7 separate regions of the Mus musculus genome follow, and regions 1, 2, 3, 4, 6 and 7 are each linked to region 5. A link is a loop called in an ENCODE intact Hi-C map of the cell type or tissue named here. Cell type or tissue: heart. All regions are shown on one strand. Region 1 has its middle 17 kb from the start of Gm29684. Region 2 has its middle 26 kb from the start of Mrpl42. Region 3 has its middle 42 kb from the start of Gm29684. Region 4 has its middle 15 kb from the start of Gm33230. Region 5 overlaps Cradd (CASP2 and RIPK1 domain containing adaptor with death domain). Region 6 overlaps Cradd (CASP2 and RIPK1 domain containing adaptor with death domain). Region 7 has its middle 31 kb from the start of Gm40744.

What was found. Peaks named below come from ENCODE experiments on the same cell type or tissue, not always from the same donor. Only the 100,000 strongest peaks of a DNase experiment are listed, where the experiment ranks them.
Region 1: it touches region 5 in a loop (1.8-fold over the local background); 2 of 42 quality-filtered maps call a loop at or near these places.
Region 2: a loop joins it to region 5, with 7 times the contacts of the local background. A loop is called at or near these places in 3 of 42 quality-filtered maps.
Region 3: it touches region 5 in a loop (2.1-fold over the local background); 4 of 42 quality-filtered maps call a loop at or near these places.
Region 4: a loop joins it to region 5, with 1.8 times the contacts of the local background. A loop is called at or near these places in 2 of 42 quality-filtered maps.
Region 6: it touches region 5 in a loop (1.8-fold over the local background); 4 of 42 quality-filtered maps call a loop at or near these places.
Region 7: it touches region 5 in a loop (3-fold over the local background); 2 of 42 quality-filtered maps call a loop at or near these places.

The regions. Positions count from the first base shown.
Region 1 is chr10:95,160,725-95,164,724 of GRCm38, reverse strand. No RefSeq gene overlaps it. Among named protein-coding and RNA genes, the nearest start is that of Gm29684, 17 kb to the right of the region's middle. In heart, no CTCF peak of the experiment used is centred here; no DNase peak of the experiment used is centred here; H3K27ac peaks cover 651 bases.
Region 2 is chr10:95,474,421-95,478,420 of GRCm38, reverse strand. It overlaps the pseudogene Gm3619. Among named protein-coding and RNA genes, the nearest start is that of Mrpl42, 26 kb to the left of the region's middle. In heart, CTCF peaks have their summits at 2,053 and 2,255 (motif pointing right); a DNase peak (open chromatin) is centred at 2,280; H3K27me3 peaks cover 371 bases.
Region 3 is chr10:95,102,214-95,106,213 of GRCm38, reverse strand. No RefSeq gene overlaps it. Among named protein-coding and RNA genes, the nearest start is that of Gm29684, 42 kb to the left of the region's middle. In heart, a CTCF peak has its summit at 2,179 (motif pointing left); a DNase peak (open chromatin) is centred at 3,033.
Region 4 is chr10:95,396,898-95,400,897 of GRCm38, reverse strand. It overlaps a transcript of Socs2 not described here. Among named protein-coding and RNA genes, the nearest start is that of Gm33230, 15 kb to the left of the region's middle. In heart, a CTCF peak has its summit at 2,178; DNase peaks (open chromatin) are centred at 1,017 and 2,177; H3K4me3 peaks cover 920 bases; H3K27ac peaks cover 439 bases; H3K27me3 peaks cover 281 bases.
Region 5 is chr10:95,215,741-95,219,740 of GRCm38, reverse strand. All of the region lies in intron 2 of Cradd (CASP2 and RIPK1 domain containing adaptor with death domain), which reads left to right. Among named protein-coding and RNA genes, the nearest start is that of Gm29684, 72 kb to the right of the region's middle. In heart, a CTCF peak has its summit at 1,598 (motif pointing left); DNase peaks (open chromatin) are centred at 850 and 1,600; H3K27ac peaks cover 306 bases; H3K27me3 peaks cover 532 bases.
Region 6 is chr10:95,300,864-95,304,863 of GRCm38, reverse strand. All of the region lies in intron 2 of Cradd (CASP2 and RIPK1 domain containing adaptor with death domain), which reads left to right. Among named protein-coding and RNA genes, the nearest start is that of Cradd, 21 kb to the left of the region's middle. In heart, no CTCF peak of the experiment used is centred here; no DNase peak of the experiment used is centred here; H3K27ac peaks cover 427 bases.
Region 7 is chr10:94,990,541-94,994,540 of GRCm38, reverse strand. No RefSeq gene overlaps it. Among named protein-coding and RNA genes, the nearest start is that of Gm40744, 31 kb to the right of the region's middle. In heart, CTCF peaks have their summits at 2,216 and 2,893 (motif pointing left); DNase peaks (open chromatin) are centred at 2,210, 2,870 and 3,550; H3K4me3 peaks cover 1,586 bases; H3K27ac peaks cover 1,559 bases.

The DNA of each region.
Region 1 (4,000 bases), 55 kb after region 5:
GCTGGGCAGCTTGCTCTGAGGATCCCTCATGCCTTCCAAGCACTGGGGTTGTAGGCAAGCCATGACAACGGACTAGCATTTCCATTAACCCTGGAGATTTGAACTCTGGTCTTCATACTTGTATGGCAAGCACTGTATCCACTAGTCTACCTCCCCAGCCACCTCCTATACCTTTTCCCATCAACTCTGCCGGCTTTTCTTTGGGACAGGTAGCTGGATGTGACTTGTAATGTTTCCAGCCTAGGACTTCAGCTATAGTTTAATCATCTGATGTTCTTAGGGACCACAGGGTGAGCCTTGTTTACCTTACTTATTTTGCAGGCTGGAGAAACTGATGCCCAGGAGGAGTTGCACGAGAGGGGATGGAAAAAGTAAGGGGCTGAGATAGAGACTTGCTCTGTAACAGGTGGATCTTACATCCCACTCCTGGTGATACTGATATACATATATGTATATGTATATGTATATGTATATGTATATGTATATGTATATGTATATGTATATATATGTGTGTGTATGTGGTTTAATTTTCCCTTTCCCTGCTATTACAGGGAAGACACAGCTGCCTCACTTTTGCCAGCCACACAGAACATGAGCTCCTTGTGGCAATCTGTAAGGAACCCTTCTCGCTCTCGATCTCCACCCCAGATCCCCTCTTCGGTGCCCGTGAAGCCCAAGTCAAAGCTATTCCCAAGATGAAATGTCATTAGCGTCCTCTACTCTTGGAGACATACTCCTCCTGCCCTTTACCTCCTGTCACCACACTCTGCTTTCCACACAGCTAATCTGATGTAGCCACCAACAGGATTGGGACATGGCCTGTCATGTGGATTTGTTAACTCCAGCAAAGATTATCTAAGGTTGCTCTTGGCTAGAAAGTTTGGGTTCCCAAGTAAAAGCCAGACAATTCTCTTCCCAGCTCTGTAAACAACTTTCCAATGGGGATGCCCGCTCCTGATGCTGTAGGGCCCGAGTGTTTCCCAAGCCACCGGACAGGTCAAGCTGCCCTTTGCAAGTTGTTGCATGCAGACTGGCCTCTTTGTTTCCCCCCTCTTTTTCCTGACATTGTAAATTCCAAAGAAATGCTTATGATGTTAAATGCCAGAGTCATCTCTACCAGGAACAAGGAACAGAAAAACCCAGCAGGTCATCAAGTCTTTCAATCAGCAATCTTCCTGCACAGAACCCAGAATATCAGTGATTTTTTTCAGATAACGCCAGAATGAGCATCAAAGAAGTGGACCACTGTAGGAGTCAAGATTGCTCCGGCATTTACCTAGCCATCTGTAGCTAAAGAGTGCTGTGTTAAATTTGATGTGCAAGTTCCTCACTTACAGTTGTTAGGGAGGATGGTTTGTTCTGGACAGGAAGGAATCTATCAGCTTCAGCTTGCTGGCTTGCTGCTGGTAAAAGCTCCTTTCTCTCCTGTCAAGCTGTTTCTCAAGTCCCCAGCTTCCTCAGGAATCAGTAGAATGAGCCTTCTCACAGTGAGAGACCCGGAGTTTACAGCTGTAAACTTACAGTGAGCACATCAGGCACTAACATGCATGGGTGGGATTTCCAGGCACAAGAGAGACTTGGAACATAGAAGGGAATCCCATGGCCAGACTGTCAGCATGGTGGGGGAGGAAAGATGAATGGAATGTTTTGCAGTCTCCCCACCCTTTCATCGTTCTCAGTCAGGATGGTTCCTTATAGCAAAAGAGACCAACAAGAGATCAGGAACCCAATGTTTAACAGCATGAGTGCCTGGGTAATAGGAAACAGAGAGTAAGAAAGAGTAAGTTCAGGCTGAAATCCCATCCGTTCCTAGAACAGAGAGGGGGGTGAGGGGCAAGGCTCTGCGGAATCCTGGCAGGATACTCAGGAAATGCTCAGCAAACATGATTAACATTTTCTGTGTGCTTCCGCTTCATGCCTTCCCTGTTGGGCTGCGTTTCTAGTTGCGTAGAGTCAGCCATTCCTCTTGGCGCTGAGAGGAGACACCTTAGCAAAGGAAGATTTCCTTTTGAGATGGAGATTCCTCTATAAAAAGGCTTTCTTCCGTTCTGTCATCAGCTTCTCCTGTACCAATAACCAGTTCAAAATATTCCTTACACCGTAGAGGCATGTTGGGCGTGACATATACCAGCGCCCGACAGTCACATTTTGTAGGAGCAGGTTCTGAACTCTAAGCATCTCATACCCCCCCCTTCCCCCACTGATTCTTCTTTTTAACTCTTGAAATGGCTTTGAAAAATACTTCACCTGTTACCACAGACTTCCTTGCTCTTGGCTGGCTCACTTAGTTATTTAGCAAACAAGTTTTCCTAGTGTCTCCAGTGCACCACGATAGGTATACTTAGACGGAGGCTACCATAGCTGGAGAACAAACAAACAAACAAAATAGGCCCTACCCTCATAGAGCTTTTAATCTTCTTTAAATTCATAACTATAGTAAATGATAAGAAGCAAACTACGTAGGCTAGAGAGGAGAGATGGCTCAGTGGTTAAGAGCACTGGTTGCTCTTCTAGAGGACCTGGGTTCAATTCCCAGCACCCACACAGCATCAGAAACTATCTGTAGCTCCAGGTTCAGGAGATCCAATTGTCATCTTCTGGTCTCTAGGGTACTGCATACACGTGACATATATACATACATGCAGGTGAAACACCCACACATGTAAAATAAAAATAAATGAATCTTTATAAGGAAGCAAGCTATGAGAACACATTAAGGAGAGTTTCTCAGTGAGGGGGGTCACAGGCTGTGGGTCTGGACTCTGGATCTCTCATCTTGGTCTGACTTCCATCTTGCTGGCTCGGTTGGTTGCTTTATTCATCTGCTGCTGTTACTGGTGTTTTACGATAAAATTCCCAGTTCCCCAAGTCCTCACAGACTGGGTTCAGTATGGCAGCTGAAGGGCAGAGAGGAAGTTCAATCATTGACCCCCGAGTTTATCCCAAGTACTGATGTGAATTTTAGGTTCAAGCAGAGGAAGAATTAGGGCATTGGGAAAGAGAGGTGCCTAATCAAGCACTTTTGGTCAGGGTGTGATATGGTTAATCACTGTCTCAGGCTTGCTTCTGCAAGGTGGTTGGAAGAAGTCCTTATTGTATAATAAGGGACCACTTGTTTTTCTCGAAGGGTTTGTTTCTGCTTGGGGGTAATCTCATCACCGGCTGATCTGTCTTCAAAAGTCTGTTTCTAAAACCCAAGGTAGGTTTGGGACAGTGTCTGGGTTTTGTGGGGCACAGAGCCAGACCATGGGAAAGGCTGATGGTAAGACACCTCGGTCACTCTCATCTTTGTGTCTTTAGTTTTGAAGCAGGACAAAAATAGGTTAGGTGTCATCAGGTTCAAGGGGGGACACTCCTTAAGTCATCAATGTGCCTATATGCCGAGTTCCTAAGGAGTGGCCATTATGCCTTCACAGAGTTCAGCTGCAGTCTAGGGTTGCTCGTTATCAAAATTGAGAAGAACAAAAGAAGTTACGATAATCCACATTTCTGTTTCATGGTAAAGATTTAAGAGAGTAATAATATGTACAGTTAAAACATTTTTTAAAATGGGCAATTTCATATACTATTGAGGAATATATCACTGTATAGCCTTCAGTGAAGAGCAACTGGTGGTTATAGACATCCCATAACTATGGATTCCACATTAAAGAACTCAAATAACCAAGAACAGAAAGTATTGGAGATTGTTCAGGACTGATGTAATCCCTACCACTATCCCCAACACACAATAGTAAAATAGCTGTCGACATAACGCTCACATTGCATTGGTTACTAACAGTGGTCTTGATGTGACAGTATACCAGGGAGCATGTGTGTGCATTATTTGCAAATACTATCCAATCCCTGTAAGGAGCTTGTGCGTTCACATATTCTGGTACCTGCAGGGAAGGCACTAGAACCAATTCCCTGTGCATAACACCAGATGACTGTATACATTAAAATTAAAATCTTAAATATGGGTTTGATTCGATTCCACAATGATTTTTTTGGGAAGACT
Region 2 (4,000 bases), 260 kb before region 5:
CAGCTCTCCAGACGCCCATGTATCATCAGACTTGGCAGCAGGCCCTTCCAGAGAGTTGGTAAATGTTCTATCACACTAATGTTAAAACGTTTGTCTGAATGTTATAAAATTGAGTGAAGATAATTTCTTTTTCAAAATCGATGCCTAACCAAATGTGCATAGTGAAGGCGATGCAACTGGACAGTCAGGAAGCCAAGTGCAATGTAAAGAATAGCTAATAAGTTGATTTTCCAGCTGAGCAGAGCGGCTTGGCTCTGCACCCTCAATGCCTTCTTCCGGAATTACATCAAGTTCAGAAGCTGTGTCTTGAAGATATGACTCCAGGACCACAGTACTTTTCCCAGAAGGTCTCTTAGTAATACCAAGTAGAATATGCTGTGGAAGCCATTGGACATGCAGGCACCTGTTTGGGAATTCTAGCCAATGATGGAGTTTTGCTTGCAGTAGAAGAGGTGTAACAGCCACAAGCTTCTTGATGGAGTCGGTTGGGGTTTTTTGTTTGTTTGTTTGTTTGTTTTCTGGAAAGTTGATAAACTTAATGAGGACATGGCTTGCAGCGTGGCAGGCACAACACCTGATGCTAAGGTCCTGACTAATTCATTGCTCAGAGGTATTTATTCCAGTAACAGGAGCCAATTCCACGTGCGCAGTTGTTTACAGCACTGTGCTATCACAGAGGCGCATGCGCAGTTTGGAGGGAAGTGTCCGGTTGCTGTTTCCTTGCTGTGTATTGGCTGGGGTAAGCACCATGGCTTTCAGGTCTGTTAAGAGTGACCCAAGCGCATGAGCATTGGAGACAGCAGTGCCCGAGCTGTGTCAGTGTTGAAACCAGACTACAACGCAGGAGAAAGGACTCTGAAGTCGACATTCGCTCTAGCTGTCAAGATGATAAAAAAATAAGACAATAGATGTTGGTAAACTGTCAGCTGAAGAAGTAGAAATGGCCACCCTAAGGAGAGAATGGAATGGCCGTGAGCATGGTCCTCAGGCAAAGGAAGTGGAACAGTTGACCAAAAACCAAGAAGAGGTAGAAGGGAAATCTCAGCAGGAGAAGGAGAGGGAATGGAAAGGAGAAATAGACAAAATCGTGGATTTTATAACTCCCGAGAGGCACCAATTCTGTTAGAAGCCGTCCTGGCCTTTCACTCCGGAAAGGTTTTCTTGTTTTTTCTTTTTTAAGTTGCCCATCAGGGAATTAGGCCATTAATACTGAATCGGATCCTTGTCTGTCCAGTTGGGTGCTTTATTGTAATGATGGACATCTTTATAAACATCTTAATCTTAATACATAACTTTTTGGAATAAAACTTAGACTGACAAAAACAGAATAGTGAACAAAAGAGAAGAAGGTTAGCAATAATTGACAGTAATGTGAACCTCTTGCCCAATGGGAGCACTTAGGTTCTCTCTCTTTTTTTTATTGCATCAAAGAAAGTAAGTCTGATACAAGCTTGTCAGATATACCAACTTTGCTCCTAACTTTAAAACACTATTAGTCTTTTTCAAATTTATACCGAACAAAGCTATTTATATTGAAAAAAATTTATATTGACTTATCTGAACAAAGCTATTTCTATTGAAAAAAATTATATTGACTTATAATAAAAGTTTTACAAAGATCAAGATAAGTTATGAGCATGAAAGAACAAGGCTTGTAAGTAAAATTAAATAATTAAAAAGTGTTTCTGTGAGTCCAGAGTTGACCAATGTGGAACTCTAGAAGGCCAAACGCAGTCCTGTGTGAGTACTTTAGCAAATTAGACTTTAATGTATTGAAAATATAGATTAATGTAGTTCCTGAATTATGTCTTTTTTTGTTTGTTTGTTTGTTTTTGTTTTTTTTTTTCGAGACAGGGTTTCTCTGTGTAGCCCTGGCTATCCTGGAACTCACTCTGTAGACCAGGTTGGCCTTGAACTCAGAAATCCGTCTGCCTCTGTCTCCTGTGTGCTGGGATTAAAGGCGTGCGCCACCACGCCCGGCTCCGAATTATGTCTTTCATGTGTTGCTGATTTTGAGTTTTCTAAACAAATAGTAACCCATCACAGTCTTACTTCCTCTGTATCTTCCTATCTCTTCCATGGCTGAGACAAAACTATTACCTTCCTCACTACCCTTCTATGAAAAACCACTTACAGGTTTTAGTGGCCATTTACAATTACATGTGAGGGATGCTACTTTAAAAGCAGCCCTAGGAAGAGCCGGAGAGGCTGTGTTGCCTTAACCTGCGGAACACATTCTCGACGAAACCGCCAGAGGGCACTGTGACACAGCATTCAGCCTGAACCGCTTACCCTGTGGTTGTGACTTTGAAATGCCAGAATGGCAGAGAATTTGAACATTGCTACTTGAGAAAGGGTGGTTTGATAATGTCATTGCCGGAAGTCGTTCTACTCGTCTATCATTAAGTATTTATACAACAGCTGGTTGTGAGAAGATCTGCTTTCTAGCTGGCCAACTCAAACATCCTTAAGATCAGTGCTACTTGCTAAATATCGGCCGTGCTACTTATATTTTTCTAATGACATTCCCAACTGTGGATGTTTTTCACTATCATTTTTTTTAATTAAGTTTAGGTAGAAAACCTTGACTTACTCAAAGATAACATTGTTAACTGTTTTTGTACTTTCATATATAAAAATAAATCTTTTATGTATATTTAAAGACATCAGATTTCTTTTTGTTAGAAAATATGTTTTTTTTTAAAGATTTTTCTTTTAATGTGTATGGATGCTTTCGTTGCAGGTGTGTCTTAGTAACATGTGGGTGTCTGGTGCCCTTGTATCTCCTGGGACTGTAGTTACAGACAGCTGGGAACTGACTGACATGTGGTGCTGGGAATTGAACTCAGGTCCCCTGGGAGAGCAGCCAGTGCTCTTGACTACTGAGCCATCTCTCCAGCCCTTGTACTTTCTTTTTTGTTTTTAATTTTAAATGGTGTGTGTTTGTTTGTCTCTCGTCTCTCCACATGTGTCTGTCTGTGTATATGTTTGTCTGTCTGTCTGTCTCTCCGTGTGTGTGTGTGTGTGTGTGTGTGTGTGTGTGTGTGTGTGTGTTCTGTTGGGGACTGATCTCAGGGCTTTCTTTATACATGTCAGGCAAGCACTGTGCCTCTGAATTGCCTCCTCACAAGGGCTAAGGGTTTTGTGACTCCTTCTTTTGGTCCCACAAACTCCTGCCTTCCTAAGAAGCTAACAACTCTAGTCCCAGTCAGCAGAGGTAAGAGAACCCATTAGTTAAGACTCTTGATTTCCAGGGCCAAGAAGCCCATCCATCCACAGTAGAGTCCAGCAATGGGAGTCTGTTGGAGGAGGATCACAGGACTGTAGGAAAGTGAAGCTGGACCATGGGGAGACGTCAGCTGAGGACTTGGTTCCTGCCAGTAGGCTTGCTTTTCATCTTTTGTGGTTGTTGTTGTTGTAAACATTTATTCAATGTATGAAGAGGGTGTTCAATTCTCTCTTTCTACCACATGGGATCTGGATATTGAACTTGGCCGGCTTGACGGCAATCTCTTATACCTCCTGAAGTGTTTGGTAGTTCCCCGACTCCTGGTCTGTGTGTGTATGTGTGTGTGTGTGTTCATGCATACCCTGGTGTGGTGTGAAAGACAGAAGACAAACTTGGGGAGTTAAGTTTCAAGGCCTGAACTCAGGTCATCAGGCTTATACAGCAAGCACTTTTACCCATCAACCAGTTGACGTGCCCATTGTTAAGCTGCTTGCCTCCTCCTCCTCCCCCTCCCCCTTCCTCCTCGTTTTCTTGTTGTTGTCGTCGTCATCGTCCTCGTTGTTTTTGAGATGAGGTCTCATAGCTCTAGCAGGCCTAGAACTTACTGTGTAGGCCAGGCTGGCCTCTGTTTCCCGAGTGCTGAGTTTGAAGGCATGTGCCACCATGCAGGGCGGTTAGGCATCTTCTAGTGTGGTCATTTGATGAATGTCTGTCTCTCCTACTAAGCTGTAACCTTCACAACTGGGATTGATGACCTTATTAAGTTATGTG
Region 3 (4,000 bases), 110 kb after region 5:
CTGGAGTGAGATGAACCATGAGTCTAGAAACATTTCAGTTCTGACAGAACACAAAGATCTTACCTAAAACAAACAAATAAAACCTCAATGCATGGCAATGAGCAGAGATTCTATAGGACTAAATGTGAGGAGTTAGCAGTGCCTGCGTCCAGATACAAACGTTTATCTAGCACCCTGTCATAACTATGTTAATTATTCATTATTGTTACATTATTGAACAACAATTCATTATTGTTGTTGTTGTTGAGTAGTATATATACTACTGTGTGTGTATGTGTGTATATATATATGGACATATATATATATATATAGTATATATACTACTATATATACTACTGTAGAAAGTGCTCATCAATATCTCTTATACATGAATGAATGAATGAATGAATGAATAAGCTAAATGATTTTGTACATTAGGAAATTAAAGTCAAAACCACTGTGTTTTGCATTCTGCAGAATGGATACACAAAGTTGGCCTTAAGTAATAGCTCCCTTCCAGAGACCGTAAACATGGAATCTCCTAGAGATTGAAAACTATTATTCTACATGTAATTATAAACCAAATGGCATTTAATTTATCTTTCTTCCTGGCTGGGGTGCTACACATTATAAAAATTTCCAGAAAAGGAATGGCGGGCAGGAGCAAAGTTTCCTTTGATGTCGTAATGGCTGATGTTGACTGTCAACTTGAGGGGATGCGGAGTAACCACAGGAACACCTGCCTCATCTGTGTACATTCCTGTGTGCAACAACCGCAGGAATAGCTGCTAGGTCTGTCTGTGTGGAAGCATCTAGATGGAGTTAATTGGAGTAAGAAGAACCACCCTAAACTTGGATGGCACCACTCCAGAGCTAAGGGTCCTGAATTGAGTAAGAAAGGGAGAGTGTCTCCACTGGGCTGTGGACCTGGCTTGGTGGCTAAGAAGACATACTGCTCTTGTAGGTCCTAAAATTAGAATTGGGCTGCTCACAACCACCTGTGAGTCCAGCTGCAAGGAATCCAAATCCTCTGATCCCTCTCCCCCTCCCCCTCCCTCTCCCTCCTTCTTCCCCCTCCCCTCTCTCTCTCATACACACACATAAACACGGTGGGGGGGGGGGTTCTCAATTAAAAGTAAAATCCTTTTTAAAAAGAGGAGAGACTAAAGTTTCTACTCTCTGATTTTAGATGCAGTGTGACCAGCTGACACAAAGCTCCTACTTAAACAGTGAGCCAGAATCAACTTTTTCTTCCTTTGGTCGTTGGCTTTCATCTGGCATTCTAGCCCAGCAACAATCAAAGGAATTAATGCAAATATTACCTTTCAAATGTTTGAGATCTACTTCTCAACCCTGCCTTCCCAGAAGTCAATGGCCCACAGGAGTGAGTCTGTCTTCTTGTGGGGAATAAGAAAGGGAAGCTGGCCCTTCAGAGTTTGTGCCTTTGTATGCACCTGTAATGTTGCAAAAGTAATCACCGTTGCTTAAAAGACCTCCACTGTTTGCTAAGTACTATGGTAAGTTCTTGGCTTTCAATTCATTTACTCCTCACTGCAGCCTTTAAAGTACCCTGATATTCCTCTCTCTCATGGGATGGAAAACCTGGGATCAGGGTTAAGTTACTTGCTTATGAGTCACATACTGAACATGATTCAAGCAGGACTCTACCCTAAACCTCTCCTCTGGGACTCTTCAACCCATGGGCCTCATGAGAGCATTTCTTTTCTGACATATAAGGCAATTGCTTCTCATTTTAAATTTCTTGAAAGTACTCTATGTCTTGGATAACTTTAGTTTTTTGCTTTCTTTTAAATTTTATTTAATTTTTATGTTATACAAAATGAAAAAAAATAGGGGGTTGGAGAGATGGCTCATGAATTGAGACCACTTATTACTTTTCTAGAAGATCTGAGTCTGGTTCCCAGCACCCAAGTCAGGGCAGCTCACAACTGCTTATGACTCCAGCTCCAAAGGATCTGACATCTCTGTCCTCCTCAGGCATCCAAATTCATGTCCATATGCCTACATGTACATACATCACACAATCTAAAATAATAAAAACATATTCTTAAGAGTAAATGATTAAATCCACCCCATCCCCCCAATATTTCCTCTCAATTTGCTTTTTTTTTTTCAACCACCAAATCTACTGTGTTTTATGTCTTCTGTGTTTTATGAGCATGAGTGTGGGGCCATCTACTGGAGCATGGATAGTTGCTCAGAGGCCACATCTCTGAAGCAAACTGACTCTCCTGCCTCCAGCAGTCATGGATTCCCATAGCTCCTCACCTAAGGGTGGAATTTGGTGACTTTCTCCACCATTTGTACTGTGATCTTGTCTGGCTTGATTTGAATGGGTCTCATGCATGCATGCTGTCATAGCTGCTGGGAGCCCATGTGCATAACTGACCTCTCCTGTTTCCCAAATTCTGTTTCACTGCAGTCACCAACTGTCTCTGGCTCTTACAGTCTCTCCACCCAACCCTTCCTCAATGATCCCTGAGCCTCATGGAGAGGGGAGCAGTATTAATATCTTGTTTAGGCTTGATGACTTTAATCATGCATATTTTTATTAATACCACTAAGGGCTTTCTCCCTTTTGAAACACGGTCCTTCTGCCATGAAATTGAGAAGAGTGAGTCTGCATAATAGTTTTACTGGAGGCCTTGCAAATTGTGGGATTTGGGTAGGATGCAGAACTTAAGACCCACATTACTGTAGACTACATGATGTCATAAACTGGAAGACATAAACTCATACATTTATAGATTAAGCCTGCTGTCTACACTTACATACCTTCTCATGGTTTTCTCCCTCAATTTGGGACCTTAAAAATTCACAACTCGTAGTGAGCATCCATCATCAGTAGATGACCTAAAGAATGCTCAAAATGCTACTTCTGCCTCCGTTTCCGGGGGTAGGGCGAGGTAATTTTACCTTTCTGAGTTTCCCCAGCCTCTTGGGTGGTGCATCCTGAGGCTCCAGATGTCTTTCTTGGCTTCAAGGACGTTTGGTCTTCACTATCAACCCATCCCCCAAATTATATAAACCTGAACCATGCTGGCTGACCTCTTGATATCACAGCTCAACCACAGCTGGAGACTACAAAACATTTTGCAGTTACTCTTACTAGTGGATTACATAATAGACACATCCTATCTCAGCTACTTGAATGGGGAATAGAGTCCTTCCTTGTTCTGGCTGTTGGCACTGCTTTTTTGCTGTAATCTTTTGATTTTTTGATAGAGATATGCTGGCAGTCAGTATGTTCATATTTTTCCAATGGAAGTCAAGTGTGATCATTTAGTGCTCCTCAAATATGGGTTGTTCTGTACTCAGCTGGAATTGCCATAAGAGTTTATTTAACTTCTGCAGAATTCAGATATTGTTCAACTCTAGCCACAGCCAAGGTTCTGGCTTTCACTTTAGTTACTCTCTGACTGTCCCCTTTGGAGACCCCTGGCTGCCCTTCCCATTCATCTATAAAGATTGACTGCCAAAACTCTGTGGCATTTTAGGGATTCTTTTTTCAATTTCTCTAAGCTTATTGTTAATCTATTATGTGGTCCATCTCATTGACCCTCTTTAACCCGATGATGGTCGTTTCTAAAGCTGTGTCTTACTGGAAGCTTTTAGGGCTTCTCATTTGATAGAGAAGTTTCAGGCTTGGTACTGTAGTCTTTCCCTCATAAATCCCCCTGATCTATTTCCCTTTGTCTCAATGACCTTCTCAGCTGACATCACCTTTGGGCTGGTTGCCTTGAGAAACGGGAGAGATTGGGTATGACAGCACTAAGCAAGCATCCTTAAGGCATGGCGAGTTCTAAAGTAACCGAATCTCAAGGCTGGGTGGGTACCTGGATATTGGTTAGTCCTAGATCCCTCCCCACACAAGAATTTGTTCTTGAATATTCACAGTCCCTCTCCTCTGCTAGAATCCTTCCAAGCAGAGATCATTAGTTGGCTGAGCCAACTGTTCTCTTGTTTCAAGTTCTAATTGCTAGAGTTATTCAATTGAACT
Region 4 (4,000 bases), 180 kb before region 5:
CTCCCTGTTGCCACCTTTTCTAAAAATTTCACCCACACAATACATGTAGTTTGTTTTCATCAGTGGTCGAGTATGGAAAGCTGTACTGAAAAGCAGTCTCCTTGGCTCTCCCCCTGTCTGTCTGTCTGTCCTGACTTTTGTTTTATGATTTCTGAGGCACTCTCATGTAGCCCAAGCTGGCTTTGATCTTCCTGCATCACCAAGGCTGGCCTTGAACTCTTCCTTCCATTTCCTTCATGTTTCCTATACAAGCCTGGTCTAACTTAGGCCTACACCTCTTGAAGCTCCATCCTATTGCTCCTGGGCTGGAGTGTAAACGGTATGCAGACAGTGCCCCGTAGTTTGTAGCCCAACTCTACTTTTTCATAGTCGATGCTGAATAAATGACTGTGTGAAGACTTATTCTTTCCAAAGATAGTTCCTGTTTTGAGGTCACTGTATTATTTATCAATACCAGTTTTAGAAGCTGCAGTTGCAAATAAATAATGTATTCACGTGAGCTTCTGTGTTGTTTTCTGTGTAACGAGTTAAAGAATGCATTTAATGGTACCTCAAGCTGGAAGTAGAAAAGATGGATTAGAAATGTCCCGCTCATTGCTTTTTATGCTTTTAAAATTTTTTTATTTTATTTTATTTTTTTAAACTTTGGTTTGGTTTTCTTTTGCTGTCGTGAGCCTGGGTCTCAGCAGAGGTTAGTGTCAGCTCGGCTGCCTGGGCTGTGAACTGCAGATGCCACTGTAGCTGAGCTCTGGGATTGGCTCACTGAGGTCCCTCACCGTGCTTCATGTGAGGTCCAGGAATGTATAGTTTTGCGGTCTGATATATTTTGATGGTTGCCAGATAAAATCGATGTCTGGCACTTTTTTCTAGGAAAAACACATTTAGACGTTTCCAAGCTGATTTGTAGGACTTCATGTCATTAGAACTTTGTGGCAGAACTTTTTCTCAAGTGGCTGAAAACATAAAGGAACTTCAGTCTCGAGGGCTGTTCCCAGCATGTCCTGGGAGTGCCAAAGCCGAGAGGCGGACAACGGCCTGGATTGTTTAGACGGCCTTTCTTCAAAAATAACTGAGTATCTGGACTTCTTCCAATAAGGAAAATAACAGCTTTAGCTACTGACACCAGATTAGTCCCACAACTTAGGAAAAACGGGGTACCTTTTCCTCAAGTTTCTAATAACATTTCTTAGTCTGGCTGAGAGGGAGGACTCAGGTTAGTCTTGAAGGTCTGATTGCTGTTTGCTGTTCTATTCTGTTTTTTGTTGTTGTTGTTTTGTTTTGTTTTTTTTCAAGAAGAGCCGGGTTGGGAGAAACAGACTGTTGTTGAAAGTTAGCCTCCCAGTTCAGGCGAGCAAATCACAGTCTTTTTCTTCATTTATGTCCTAAGTATCTTGGATGCGAGTTAAGACGCTATTATAAAGGAATGAAACAGAGAGAGAGGTAGAGAGAGAGAGAGACAGACAGACAGACAGACAGACAGACAGACAGAGACAGACAGAGGGAACCTGGTGATACACGCATTACTTTTTCTTTAAACTCCCTGGCTTCTCTCTAAGGCCAGCGGGTGGATAGCAAGTCTTTACTTGTTGGCAGTACACTGAAGCCTCTTGGAACAAAATGACTATTGAAAACAAAAAAGCAGCTTCGTGAGATACACTTCAGCTAGGGAGCCCAGGAGTAAATATTTTAGATTTGGAAGAACTTTAAAAAAAAAAAAAAAAGCTACAGATCTTCTGAAAGACTTGCCATTTAATTAGTAGGTTAATGAGGCCTTAGGACCGAAAACTTGGTCTGGTTAAAGCACCCACAAAAACTCAAGTAGAACCTGGAAGCAATTCGACCTTGATTTACAAACATGGTGAGGACTAGGGCCAGCTTTGGCTATTTCGAGGAACTGGATAGGGAGAGGGATCAATCAGGGAGAAAGCTGTGTGTGTGTGTGTGTGTGTGAGAGAGAGAGAGAGAGAGAGAGAGAGAGAGAGAGAGAGAGAGAGAGAGAGAGAGAGAGAGAGAGATCTCCTCTCCGGTCTCCATTCTTTCTGCGGGGAGGAGGGGGGGCTACGCTGTCTGGGGCTCGCCCTGGCTGAGCAGAGGGAAGGGCTGAGGTGCCACCGGCTGACGGCTGACGCAGAAGACGTTCTTTTTCTGCAGCCATCTGGGAGTGGCAGCTCCTCCTGGCGTCCAGGCGCCCTGCGGGTCTCAGGGGGTGGGGTGGGGTCCTTATGTCAGGCCACAGCTACAGAGGAGATGTCACCAAATGCGCATTGCGCTGAGCGCACGGCGCCGCTTTCCTCTACAGTGAATGGGTTAACACCTTCTTCTACACCCACCCCTCTGCCCCCACCGTTTACCTCCTACAAACAGAGTTGGGAACCTGGCTGCCACTGTCTGCAAACAAAGCACCTCTCTTGTTTCTGTTAATCCAAAGTAAATATAATCTTCTATTAGCTAGTTTCTCAGTTATTCTGACAGCAACCTACTCGGGGTTAAAAAAAATATCTAGCTAGTTCAGCAAGTCACTATGACGGAGGGACGGGACTGCCTACCTCCTTCCCCACTCCATCCCCTAGGACCTCTTATCTATTTGTAAAAAACTATTTCAGAATGTTCTAATGTCATAGAAGCATCTAATTTTAATCACTTTTTAAAAAGCACACACAAGCAGTATCATGCGTACATACATTCTGCTCTTTAATTTGCTTCTCAGGTTTGCTGTTTGGGGTCTGGATAGCTTTTCATGTCCTTACTCAGATCCCAGCTCTTTACATATTCCAGCCCATGAACACACTTGTTGACAGGCTTGGTCCCCATCAGTGGACGGTTAGGTTGTCTCTGCCCTCACAAACAACAGTGTATTAAAGCCTCTGGGCTTATGAATGTTCTGTGTGTTTATGGGCACAAACACACGGAGTAAATCCCTGCCCCTGGAACTTTTTTGGTGACGGGGTACTCACATGGGACATGTTAGAAGGTTTTCAAAGGCGGGTAGTCCTAGCAATATTTCAGACATAAATAAGTTATTATCTTTCACATCTCCAGCCTTTACCAGGCTTTCTTGAAAACAGTTAATATTTAAATGACACATTTGTTACCGAGAGCAAATCAGCTTGTGTTAAGTTGCTAATTAAGTGTCTTTAAAGTTAAATTTCAAGTCCCAAACAGAGGTCTCTGGAGTGTGCAATTCTCTGCCAGGGCCTTTAGAAACTAGCAAGAAGCCAGCCGTGACAAACTCATCCCAGTCTCCAGGGACATCAACGGCTGTGGCATGTGGCTCTGGAAAACTAGCTGCTTTGAGAAACTCTAGGGTGGGATTGGGAAGGGGTTTGTTTCATGTGTAAGAGTGTTGTCACCAATTAATTCACTTCAGAAACACTGACTAAACACAACCATAGCAAAAGTTTCTCCTCCCCCTGCCTTTCTTTGTACCAGCCTCCCGACACCAGATGGGAGCCCGGTTCTAGGAACCACAAAATTAATTTCCTGCCACTGAAAGGTGATCCAGCAAGGGGATTAGCTTTGCCTGAGGGTGGCTATACACTATATCTAGATCTTGCCCCCAAAGGGATATTTGGCTTGCTTGTGAGTTTAGTGGCTCAAAGCGTTCCACCTGCACCAAACGGTCCATTTAGCTCCTCACTTGAGTTTTCTAGGTAGAAACATTACAGATGAAACCAGGTTCCAATGGATGAGTCAAGTTTTAGAACTTGGGATTCAAGCTGCTATTAAATTGCATTATCGGCAATCCTAGTAGCACTGCCCCCTCCCCCATAGCCTTTTAGATTATAGTCAACCTTGAGGGTGGGGGTTGTGTAGAGTGTTGACAGTTGTCATAATTCCTCAAATAACCACTTGACTGAAAAAAATGGCTATTTTAAAAGCAAACTCCCTCACTCTCAAAACTCAAAGACAGTCACATTGGGATGGGGGGGGGGGTGTCTGGGTGGCATCCAAGAGGAAAACAAAGAAAAACAAACAGCAAAACTCAAACCAAACCAGTTAA
Region 5 (4,000 bases):
GGGAGGCAAAGGCAGGAGGATTTCTGAGTTTAAGGCCAGCCTGGTCTACAAAGTGAGTTCCAGGACAGCCAGGGCTATACAGAGAAACCCTGTCTCGAGAAACCCTGTCTCGAGAAACCCAAAAAAAAAAAAAAAAAAAAAAGAAGAAGAAGAAAGAAAGAAAGAAAGAAAGAAAGAAAGAAAGAGAAAATGCCTCTATCAGATTAACCTGTGGGAAAGTCCGTGGGTCATTTTCTTGATTAATGGTTGATGTGGGAGGGCCCAGGTGACTATGGGTGGTGACACCCCTGGGCAGGTGGTCCTGGGCAAGCCAGTAAGCCGGATTCCTTTCTGACCTCTGCTTCAGTTCCTGCCTCTAGGTTCCTACCTAGAGTCCCTGCCCTGGCTTCCCTCAGTGATGAAAGTATCCTGAGAACCGAAAGGTGAAACGGGCCTTTCCTCCTCACTGTGTCTCGTCACACTGACGGCAACCTGAGAAAATAAGGACATTGTTTTACTCTCAGCATCGTGTGTGGAGTCAGAGGAGGCAGGACATGTGAGGACACTGAGAACCATGGGAACTGGGCCTTGTCATTGACCCCATGAGACTGAAGACTCGCTTTCCTGCAGCCTCCCTTCACAGCGGAGGCCACGGCTCTCCACTCCTTCCTTCTGTGGCTTCCTTGTATGTCAGAGACCACGGTGGCCATTCCTTTTTATTTTTCTACCCAGCCCCTGTTGTCCAATCCCTGTGTCAACAGAGAGTGTCCTTTCTTCCCAGAAGTGCCTCAGTACTTTTCCAGGAAGCTGCGTGTTCCCTCCAAGCCGAAGCTGAGCAATGCCTGGCGTGGTCATTTGTTTTCAGAGTCGCTGGCTTGTCACTAGAGTCAGCTAGAAAGTGCGAGGTGCCTGCTCAGGCCAAGGCCAGCACTGCTTTCCCCAGACTCACTGAGTGTGCGCAGCCTCGATACAGCAGGCCCTACGCTAGTCAGAAAGAATTGGAAAATGGGTGAGGCCGGTTACTTGTTGGTAATTTGAGACAGAAAGAACTGATTGGCTTGGGAAATTATAGAAAATGACTAAGGCACACAGCCAAAATTAAAATATCAAGTACACATTTTACTTTAAAAAAAAAAGGTTTTAAACTTTAAAGTATACCACCAGTTCCTAGGGATAAGGATGGAGGTCGGTGGGAGGGAGGAGGGAGACTGAGAGGCCAGCCTGAGCTGGTCAGAGGAGCTCCGTGGATTACCTCGTGTCCTTGCTAGCTCCCAGCTGGAAAACAGCATTGGATTGCCCACATTATGTCAGATGCCTCGGTGAACTTGGCTAAAACTCTGTATCTTCAGCATTCTAGACAGGAAGGAATTTTGTAGGAGAGATGTTTATAGAAAATAATACTGTAGAAAGACAAAGCCAAGATAGTCCAAGTTATTATATTGTCGTTGTCGTCGTCGTTGTTGTTGTTATTGTTATCTCTTTCACAAATCCCGTGTGGGGCTTTCTAAGTAGAGATCTTACAGTAAATAAAAGTAGTCGGAACTGTTTGGAAGGAACACCCTGAGCCTGAGCCTGCGCCGCTTCCTGTCTCCCCCACCGCTCTGTGGCTCTGCCCTCTACTGGAGTTTTCTTTGAAGAGTCATAAGCAGCTGGAGATGGATGCTGCCCGAGCGAAGGATGTTGTGGAAGCTGACCCAAGGCCACAGAGTTGTAGCCCATTTGAGGAACACTTTACGACTGCGGCTCCTGTAGAGCTCCTCTGGTTAGACAGTGCGCAGGATCCCTCCCAGGAACCAATGGCACTCCTGTCTCCTCCTCATCTCCCAGAAGCAAAGAGGTCAGCTCGAAGTACAGCTCCGCCAGGCGTGGCCTAAATACTGTGTGGGGGTTCACTTTGGCTCATCTGGAATTTCATGCTACCATATCCTGACTTCGAGTCTCTGCTTCTTTGGAAATAGTGAGGGCTTCACCCATTCTTTTTCTAGTTATTCAGAAAAATGAAATCTGTGGTTTAGTTCACCAACTGTCTTTTAGTCAAGAGATACTTGTGCCAGAAAAAAATCAAAGTACTTGAAGTTTGAAAAAGCAATGTGGTTTGTCAGGCTTAGTCACTATCTTTAACTTTACCCTGACCATATTGGCTCTTAGGTTCCAAATTTTGGCTAGAAGTGAATTTCTTATGATAAGAATGATATCCTGAATGGAAAGAGGTCAATTAACAGTAATTATTATCAGCAGCTCCTCAAATAAAAAGCATTGAATACATTCTATGTACATTCATGCACACACCCTCACTAGTCCTACAAATAACTGATCATAGCTTTCCTCTTCCGCCACTTCCTCCTCCTCCTCCTCCTCCTCCTCCTCCTCCCCCATCTCTGTCTTTATTCAAACATGGGGATCCCAGCTACCATAGGAACTTTTTGGAGAGGACTTATAAAATACAATGTTATATGAATAGATTTTCGTCGTTATGGAAACTAATATGGAAATCCTCCGAAAACTAAAACAATGTGGCCCCACTATTGGGAAATGAAATAGGTGGGTTGAGCAGATGTCTGCATTCACAGTGTCATTCTGAATAGCCAAGAGATGAAACTGACTTTAGAGACTGTCAGATGAATGGATAAAGGATGCACATACACACATTGTTAAGAGATGTAAGCCAGGCACAGAAAGATGACTGTCTCATGATTCCGCTAATATGTGAAATAGAGATCATAGAAGCCAGAGTAGAATGGTGGATACTGGGGGCCAGGAAGAGGGCTATGCTGGGAAGATACTGGTCCAACGATACAAAGTTTCTGAGAGACAAGAGGACACAGCATGGTGTTTAATAGTTAACAATGCAACATTTATTTTAAAACTTCAGAGAACAGACTTCAAATGTTAACACCACAAAACTATAAGTATGTGAGGTGATATTCAATGAATACATTTATTAGACTATAGTATTTTCTTGTAATTCTATTGTTATTTTATATTAATAATAAAAATTAATATTATGTTATTTCAAAATAGAAAGAGAGAGGAAAGTAATGCTGGTAGTTTTTTCTGTCTCAAGGCTAACTTCAGAAACAAATGAGACTTTCACTCAGACTGGTTGAATTTCTTCACTTATCTTTGTTTCTCTGCGTTAATTTGTAATAGTTTGAGATTCTGATAAGAAGTTTAATTTTAGATTAGAAATACTCATGAGAATCCTAAGATGCTGCTAACCACATGTAAGTTGGCACAGTTTTTCAAAACATTTCTCACTCTATGCTTCCCTGGAAAAGCTTAGAGAATAGTTCCTATTTGAAGAACGGACTGCCGGAGGGGTAGCCTGGTGTCACAGTGAAAGACTCAAGGGGGGTAGCCTGGTGTCACTCAAGATAAAATACAGAATTCAGGGACCTGGGCCTTAGAAATCATGGGGAGAAAAGGAAAGAGAAACTTGCAGAAAGGAGGCGAGAGGATGCTGGAGGCTCCTCCCTATTTCATACCATGGCCTTGGCTGGACCTCTCTATGGGAAGGATTCACATCTCACTGCTTTCTGTGTTAAATCATTTACACCCGAGAATTCCAGCTAACACCTGCAATGACTAGTTTGAAGAGTTAAATAGTAGAAATGAGTTAAGTAGTAAAAAGTTGCCCACCATTGATATTGTCTCTTAGGGGAGTTTAAAGTTACACACTAGCAATTTTTACAATGTCCACTAAGAATTCCAAGGTTAGTAGTTGTAGCAATTGCTGTTTTAGTGACTCCAGTAGCAATATTTTCTATAAAACGGTTAGAAGTTAATATATGTGAGATGCCTATCCAGTTATGGGGCAGTTGTTTGTTTAAGTCATTAAAGCGGATGCTTCATTATTAGGTATCTAGGTTTCTGCTCCTTGCCTATAAACCCAGAAGGGTGGGTCTTGTTCCGTGCCATTGTCTGTGGTGCCTAGAATATAGCACACTCAGGAGACGAATATTTATTACATGCATGAACAAATGAATGAGTTCTGTTTATGGTTGAAGGTCTGGAAGGCTGC
Region 6 (4,000 bases), 85 kb before region 5:
GTCCCCATTAAATACAGGAATAGACCTGTGATTAGACCCTTTGGAACCCATCTTTGTCTAGGGCCAAATCTTTATTCAAATGAGGGAAACTTGAAGAGTGAAAGTCTGAAGCCTTCAGGATTGGTCCCCTCTGCACTGATGTTCCCAGGCTCAGTGTCCAAGCAGACAAAATGAAAGCCACCTCTCCCACAGAGCCCAGCGGCTCTCTAATCCAAGAGCCATCTTTTCTGGCTGAACAAAATAATATTCTGTACATAGTGGCTTGAACTTTGGTACAGGTTTGCGCAAGTCAGTTTTTGTCAGTTTAGAGTCACCTGAGGAAGAAAGGACCCCAGCCAAGGGCTTGTCTCCCTCAGACTGGCCTGTGGGCATGTCTAGATTAGTGATTGATGTGGGAGGTCTCAGTATACTGTGTGTGGGGCCATTCCAGGGCACATGGTCCTGGGTTCTACGAGAAAGCAGGCTGAGCAAGCCCTGGGGAACAAGCCAGGAAGCAGCCCTCCCCCATGGCCTCTGCTCTCACTCCTGCCACCGGGTTCCTGCCCTGCTTGAGCTCCTGCCTTGGCTTCTGTCCATGAACCCTGGTGTAGAAATGTAAGCCAAATAAACCCTTTCCCCTCCCCGAGACTTTTGGTCGTGGTGTTTATTACAGTAACAGAAACCAGATTAAGAAGATGGCGAGTTCCCCACACGTCAGTGTGGTCAACACTGGCTCCCAGGCACGCCACACTATTTGGGGGGTTTGGGGACCTTTACGAGATAAGGTAGGTAGGGTTGGTTCCTGGGAGGGCATGCATGCCTTGAAGTTACTTCTGCTCACTTTCCTGTCCACCATGATGCGACCAGCCTTTTCTGTCCCATGCTCTGTTTCCATTTGGCTTAATCTCACGAAGCCAACTGACTTGTGACCGAATCCTCCAAACCATGAGCTAAAAGAAATCCTGTAACCTCCTGTAAGTGGTTCCTATCAAGTCCTTGGTCCAGGTGTGCAGAAGAAACTAATATATTTACTAAATTCTGTGCCTCTGCCCTGGTCCACATCTCTCTTCTAGGTTAATCTCTAGCCCACCTGCTGGGCTGGTTGTTAGCTTAGTTCTCTCTTGACCCTTCGTTTGGTTCATGGAGATATACAGAGATGGTGGGGGTTCTTGCTGCTGCCTTCTGCTCTGCACCACTCTCTCAGCCTTCCATTTGGACAGTCTGCAGTTTTCTATCTCTGCCTCTTTTAGGAGGCGCACAGTTTTAAAATGAAATCAAGTCTTCAATAGAAAGAAACGCTTATTTAGTGCACTGTAGGAGGCAGAGGGCCAGGTGGTAACAAAACTATTGCCTGCCGCCTGATTTCTTTTGTATTGTTGCTGCCTTGCCATGGAATATAGAGTGTAGAAGTTGGGAACTTGTGGCTTCAGTTATCCTGTCTTGTGTGACCTATGACGTAAGAATAGATTGTGTACGTGTACATTTATATACAAATGTGTGTGTGTATATATGTATATGTATGTATGTGTATGTATGTATGTGTGTGTTGTGTTGTGTTGTGGGTGTTTGTGTGTTGTGTAAGTGTGTATGTGTGTATATGTATATATGTATGTGTATATGTGAGTATATATGTGTATTGTGTATGTTTGTGTGTTGTATAAGTGTATATGTATATATATGTGTGTTGTATGTGTTGTATATGTGTGTGTTGTATATGTGTGTGTTATGTATGTTGTAAGTGTGTATATGTATGTGTGTATATGTATGTGTATATGTGTGTGTGTCCATGTATATATGTGTGTGTCTGATACTTTCACTCTGTGGCAGAGGCTGGCTTCCCATTCATGATCTGCCTGTTTCAGCCTCCTGAGTGCTGAGGTTACAGCTGTGTACTTGTAACCTGACTTCTAAGAATGGTTTATACTTCCTTTTTTTTTTTTCTTTCGTGAAGGTGCAGAGGAACAAACCCAGGCTTTGCACACGCTAGCCAAAATCTCTGCGACCGAGCTGCACCTCCAAGTCCAATTTTAAGTGGCCAAAAAGACGGAAAACAGTTTGTCATGGCAGTTCAAACCCAGCGTGCAGAAGTAAAGTTTTACTGGAACATGCAATGCTCTATTTGTTAACATGCTGTCTCTGGCTGCCCTCACACCACAGCAGTGGAGTTAAGCAGCTGCAACAGAGCTCTTGGGGCCACACAATTCCAAATGCTCCAGTGAGAAAAGCCAGGAAGCCTGTGACTCCTCTGCTGGAGTCTCAGTGCTGGGTTAGAGCAGGTGCTCAGAGTTAATTGTTTGGGAGGAAAGCCTAGAGGGACTTTCCTGAGGTAAACAGTCCCTGTGGAGCCCGTCATTATCTCTGCCACTTCTTTTGAACTGGGTTTCGCCAGAGGAGATTTGTCATACCAGACCCATTGAGCCTTTTCTTTCTTTTCTCTTGCGTGCAGAAGAGGAGAGAGAGCATTGGGTAACGCTAACTGATAGTGCCTTTGTGCTCTGCTCACTCACACGAGGATCTGGTTTCAGGGTGCACCCAGTTTAGTCTCCAGGTCTTGAAGTACTGGGCTGTGAGGTAACATTGGGGTTTAAGTACTAACCACACAAAGAGTTATGCAAGGTCTGCCCCATGAAGCCTTGCTTTTTGTTCCTGTCCATCGGGTACTTTATACATTCCCACCCAACCGTCCATCTTGGCTTTGTTCTCATCTCTTTGGAAGGAAACCATTAATTACCAAATCTCAAGAAGTCCTAACAAGTGATCCTAAGCAAAGTTGAGCATCTCTTCTGCAACCCGAGCTGGTCATTGTGCGGGTTTTGCCTTTTATTTTGAGGTGCACCTGAGTTGGGTTCTCTGCTTCCTATGGACTGGTTAACATGGACAGTGCTGTGGGCTCTAAAAGGCATCAAAAAGATGACATCAGAAACTGAATGGAGCGAGAGCCTTTCTCCTTCAAGAGGTTGCTATGTGGAAAGAGGCCTGGGAATTTGTGGATTAGTGTCTTTCCTTTCCTTTTTTTTTTTTTTTTTATGGTGCTGGGGATTGAACCCAGAGTCTCACAGATGCCATAGCACTGAGCCACATCTCTAGCCCCTGGATGTAAATTTCCAAACAGCTTACAGAGAGGGCTACAAAGAAATAACAGTGAGACAGGTGTCACGGCTTCTACCTTTAGCCCTATGACTCCAGAGGCAAAGGCAGATAGAATCCCTGTGAGTTCAAGGCCAGCCTGGTCTACATAGCAAGTTCTAGGTCAGGCAGAGTGAGATAATGAGACTCTGTCTGGGAGAGAAAACAAAACAAGAGGCAAAGGAAAACAAAGCGCTAGTGAGTTCTACACACAGTACACACACACACACACACACACACACACACACACACACGCACACACACACACACATACACACACAGAGTCTGTTGTCCCCAGGCTCCTGTTCATGGACTTTGCCGTCTTTACGACATGACTTCTGTTCTCATGGTCCTATGTTGCCTCTGGAGTCATTCTAGAAGAGAGAGGAGACAAGAGAGAAGACAGCAGAAAGGGGGAGTGATACTCCCTGTACCCCAAGGAGAGCAGCTGTTTAATCAAACCCCAGTGCCTTGGTCTTTTGGGAATGGTAACCACACTTTCTAGTGGCTTTGAAGGCCCTAGCTTCCCGTGTTGATGATCCAGTTCCCCAGTCGAGCCCAGCAGGGCTGTTTTGGAAGAGAGACATTTATCAGCTTTTTCTTTCTGATGTAACAACACCATGTCTTTTCACGTGCAGTTACTACCTCCCTCCCTCCCTCCCTCCCTCCCTCCCTCCCTCCCTCCCTCCCTCCCTCTTTCCCTCCCTCTCTCCCTCCCTCCTTCCTTTCATCCCTCCCTTTTCTGTTTCCTTTTCCTTTTCTCTTTAGTTTCCAGTCTCTGTCTCTCAAAAACAAACAAACAAAAATCAACCAAAGAAACAAAATGAAACAAAATCCCCAAACTCCAACAACAACAACAACAACAACAAGAAGCACCTTCATTTTCAGGTCCCAA
Region 7 (4,000 bases), 230 kb after region 5:
AGGCCGCGGGAAGAGCATATGGGTGAGGAAAGGTCCAGTTAGGGCTTGGTTAAAGAAGGGGAACGAGACTGCCGCCATCGTGAAATGAGCAGAGAGCAGGCGGCCAAGGCCGGCAGGGCAGACCACGAAGGCAACAGGAAAGACGCTGCCCGCTATAGGAGCGCACAGGAGGAGCAGTGGTCTGAACCCCTTATTCAGAGCTCTGCCTGCAGTTGCAGGTAGAGGTGATGACCTGAGCCTCTGCCTTCTTCTGCCTTCATTGTTCTGAGAATGACACAGGCAGGGCCACAGAGAGCCCACCTGCCTGCTCTGGGACTACAGATAACATGGATGGTGGAGGCAAACTTCTCTGTCTTAGTGAGGCTAACAAGCATACTGGACTTGTCTTAATCTTTTTTTTTTTCTTTCTAACTATCCAGGACCCAGTCCTGATTGCTGAGTAGATATTTCCTTGGAACTGAAGCATATGCCCACCTCCACCCCAACTCGAACAGAGGCTTGTTAAGGAAATAAACAAAACTTCTGAGTTTCAAGAAGCTATGGAAATTCACAAGAGGGGCCCTCCCTTCCCAACACCATATAAGGAGTGACACTTTTTTTAAAAAAGATTTATTTATTTATTATATGTAAGTACACTGTAGCTGTCTTCAGACACTCCATAAGAGGGAGTCAGATCTCATTACGGATGGTTGTGAGCCACCATGTGGTTGCTGGGATTTGAACTCAGGACCTTCAAAAGAACAGTCAGTGCTCTTAAGCGCTAAGCCATCTTTCCAACCCGAGCAGTGACACTTACTGGAGGTAGGAGGCCGGGGGAGGGGAGATGGGACTGGAGCCCAGCCAACCTGGGTCACACACACCGGAGAGTTGTGCAGAAAGCTCTGGGGATTATGTGGTTAGCAGTTTGGGGATAAGCTTTTTCAGCAGTGCCACAAGCCTTTGTGTCACCAAGTAGCCCTAATAAATTCACTGGCTCACCACAGTAGAATTGTTCCTTTGGTCTGCCGTGGATGTCCTATCTGGGTCAATAGACATTTCTTCATGTCTCCCCAGAACACACTAATTCTTAATTTCACCTGTTCTTAAAGGCCCAGACCCAGAATCATCCCTTTGTAACACCTCTCAGCCAGCAGCCTTCCTCCTTGGTCTCTAAGGTCCTTCCTGCATCCTTGGTACCTGCATCCTGATACCTGCTCGGCAAGCACTGAGAAACAGCTGCAGCACCCAGATGGGCATCTTGTTTTTAGAGCGTGTTAAGCCTCACAGGCAATGAGTGATGTGAATTCAACATGCAAAATGGCTGGTGCTCAGCCCAGGAGTGTGGTGCAAAGCTGGAAACAGAGTCTAGCCACACTCTGCCTCTGGCTTCACCTAGAGAAGGGCTATGCGGAGAGCAAAAACTCGCAACTTCCTTTGTTAAGTTTGCAACCCAAGAGGGAGGGGAGGCAGAAAAGAGTCCTGGCTGAGGTTCAGGTAAGGCTTGTTGTCATCCCCACCCCCACCCCATTCTGCCTCTCCTCTCTGGCTGTCATCTCAGGCATAGCTCACTCTTATCCCTACAAATATCTCTTCAGTTATCTCCTTTCCCACAAGTTACTTCACCCAAACCAGCAAGCCAGCCCGCTTTCCCAAGCCAGGTCCCTGGCATCCAGAATGTGCCTAATAAAAACACATGTTGTAAAACTAAATGAATGAATGAATGACTTTTTTTCATGCAAAGAAGAACGAGCAAATCAAATGGGGGAGGGGCCGGAGGCTCCCAGATTTTAAAAGAATGTATTGCATTGATAGATTAGATTTTCTCTCTCTCTCTCTCTCTCTCTCTCTCTCTCTCTCTCTCTCTCTCTCTCTCTCTCTCTCTCTGTGTGTGTGTGTGTGTGTGTGTGTGTGTGTGTGTGTATGAAGCCCGGCAGGACTCTCCATTCCGAACAAGCTTTCTTTAACTGGTTTCTCAGTGGGGTAACCTCTCATTTCCCAGGAGCACCAAGAAAGGCAAATCAATATTCACTTAAGATAGCAATGTGCCCTAGAACCACAGGGGCCAAAGGGGTAGAACATCTCAAGACCGCGTCCAAGGTCAAACATAAGTGTGTCCGGAATTATCTCAGTGTAATGAGCCAGCTGGCCCCTGGTGCTTCACAAGACGGCTGGGTAAAGATTCGGGCTGGCCTCAGGCCTTGGCCCAGCAGGGAGCTGAGACGGGGGAAGGGCGCCCTCTGCCGAGGGTGAAGAAAAATACAACCTGGCAGTTGGTGAGCCCTATGCCTAGATTTCACTTCTAGAGGGCCATTTAAAACAAAAAACAAAAAAAACCTCAACCAGAGATCAAGCCAAGGAGCTGTTCCTCACAAGCCCTCTCTTAGCCCCTTCCCTTCAGCCCGGTGGCTAATTGCAGTCCTTGATCCCAAGGAGACAGTGTCCCCCCACTCCTGAGGCCTTCGTTTCTAAGAAAAAGACGGCCGATTATTACTTTTTTTGTTCCCTATTACCTTCCTCATCTTGGGCTCTAGAGCTCCGGAGCTAGGGGTCTTGGTCCTGAGAAAGATCTCAGACACTTTTGAGTAGGAGGGAACTCAGACACACCCTAAAGCCACACACACACACACACACACACACACACACACACACACACACACACACGTCAGTTGCCTGTCTATAAAACTGCGAGGCTGTATTCGACAGTCGGGAGGTTCCAACTCTCGTGGTGCCTGCCTGGTGTCCTATTTTAGACCCAGAATGCGTCCGTCCGCAGAGAGAGAACAGCGGCTAATGAGGGATCGTGAACCAACAGAAACAATGGCTGGGGACCACCTAAGCACTTTCCTCCCCCAGGGAAGGTAGAAATGGCTTTCTAAGGACCTGCGTCTCTTTATTGAATCTTGAGTGACACCTAGTGGTCCACCCGCCTCACCGTTGCCGAGGCTTCTGCTCAGAGGAGCTTTAAGTAAACTGGAGCTCATCTTTGCCTTCAAAGACCTGGGGAATCAAAGACAGCCTCGCTGAAGGTTTCTAGCACTTCCCCGCAAGCATTGTCCTACGTGATTCCGAAAGAAACGCTCTTATCTGGAGAGCTTGCTCAACTGGCACATCGTTCTAGCAGCGAATGTGTTAAGCTAGACGCTCTCCTAGGTACTGGGAACACAGATGTCCCAGTCTAGGCTCCTGCTCTCTAGAAACAGCCTAGGTTGGTGCAGAAAATGGACCCGGGTTTGGGGGAGTGTTTTATTTAAAAAACACCATAGTCCACTGGAAAAATGGAGTGTGTGTGTGTGATTTGTGGATGGAGGAGAGCAGTCACCACTTGAGCTGGGTCCTGGAGGTCAAGTAGCGTGACAGAATAAAAGTGGATTGACAGCCCACAATGTACACATCCTTCCACTCCGTTGTTCAAACAATGAACTTGAGGGCTGCTGGGAAGAGAATCTGTGGGTGTGGTTAAGATCCCCGGGTCTGCCAATCTTAAAAATCTAAAGCTTGTCCAAGGCAGGCCTCGCCCAATCAGCTGAACACTTTAAAGGGACTGGAATGTTCCTGGCAGAAGAGATTGGAGACTCAAAAGGACTCTTGTGGAGTTTTCTCTGATTGGTTGTTCATTAGGAATTTGGCTAGCCGGGAGAGAGCTGAGAGCCAAACTGTGAGAAAGTGAGTTCTGACAGTGGCCAGGGCGCTGGGAGAGAAGCCAAAGCTTGCTTTGCGAAAAACCAAGTCCCAGCTGACGCCTGAGTTTAGCTTTGCAACACCACAGAGAGAGGACTCAGGCTGTCTGTGCTGGTCTATAAAACTATGATTAACCAATTGGAGGGGATTTAAGCTGATAGCTATGCAATGTGTTCAGAAGCCACAGAAAAATGGAGGGGGTTGGCCACTTGGAGAACAAAAGCCATCTGGCCAGCAGGACCATGCAGGCAGACGACAAAGGAAAACGTAGCATTGAGAACAGGCTTTGGATGGGAGGCACAGTGTCCTTGGACAGACTGATGGCTCCCTGTACCCCTGTGTT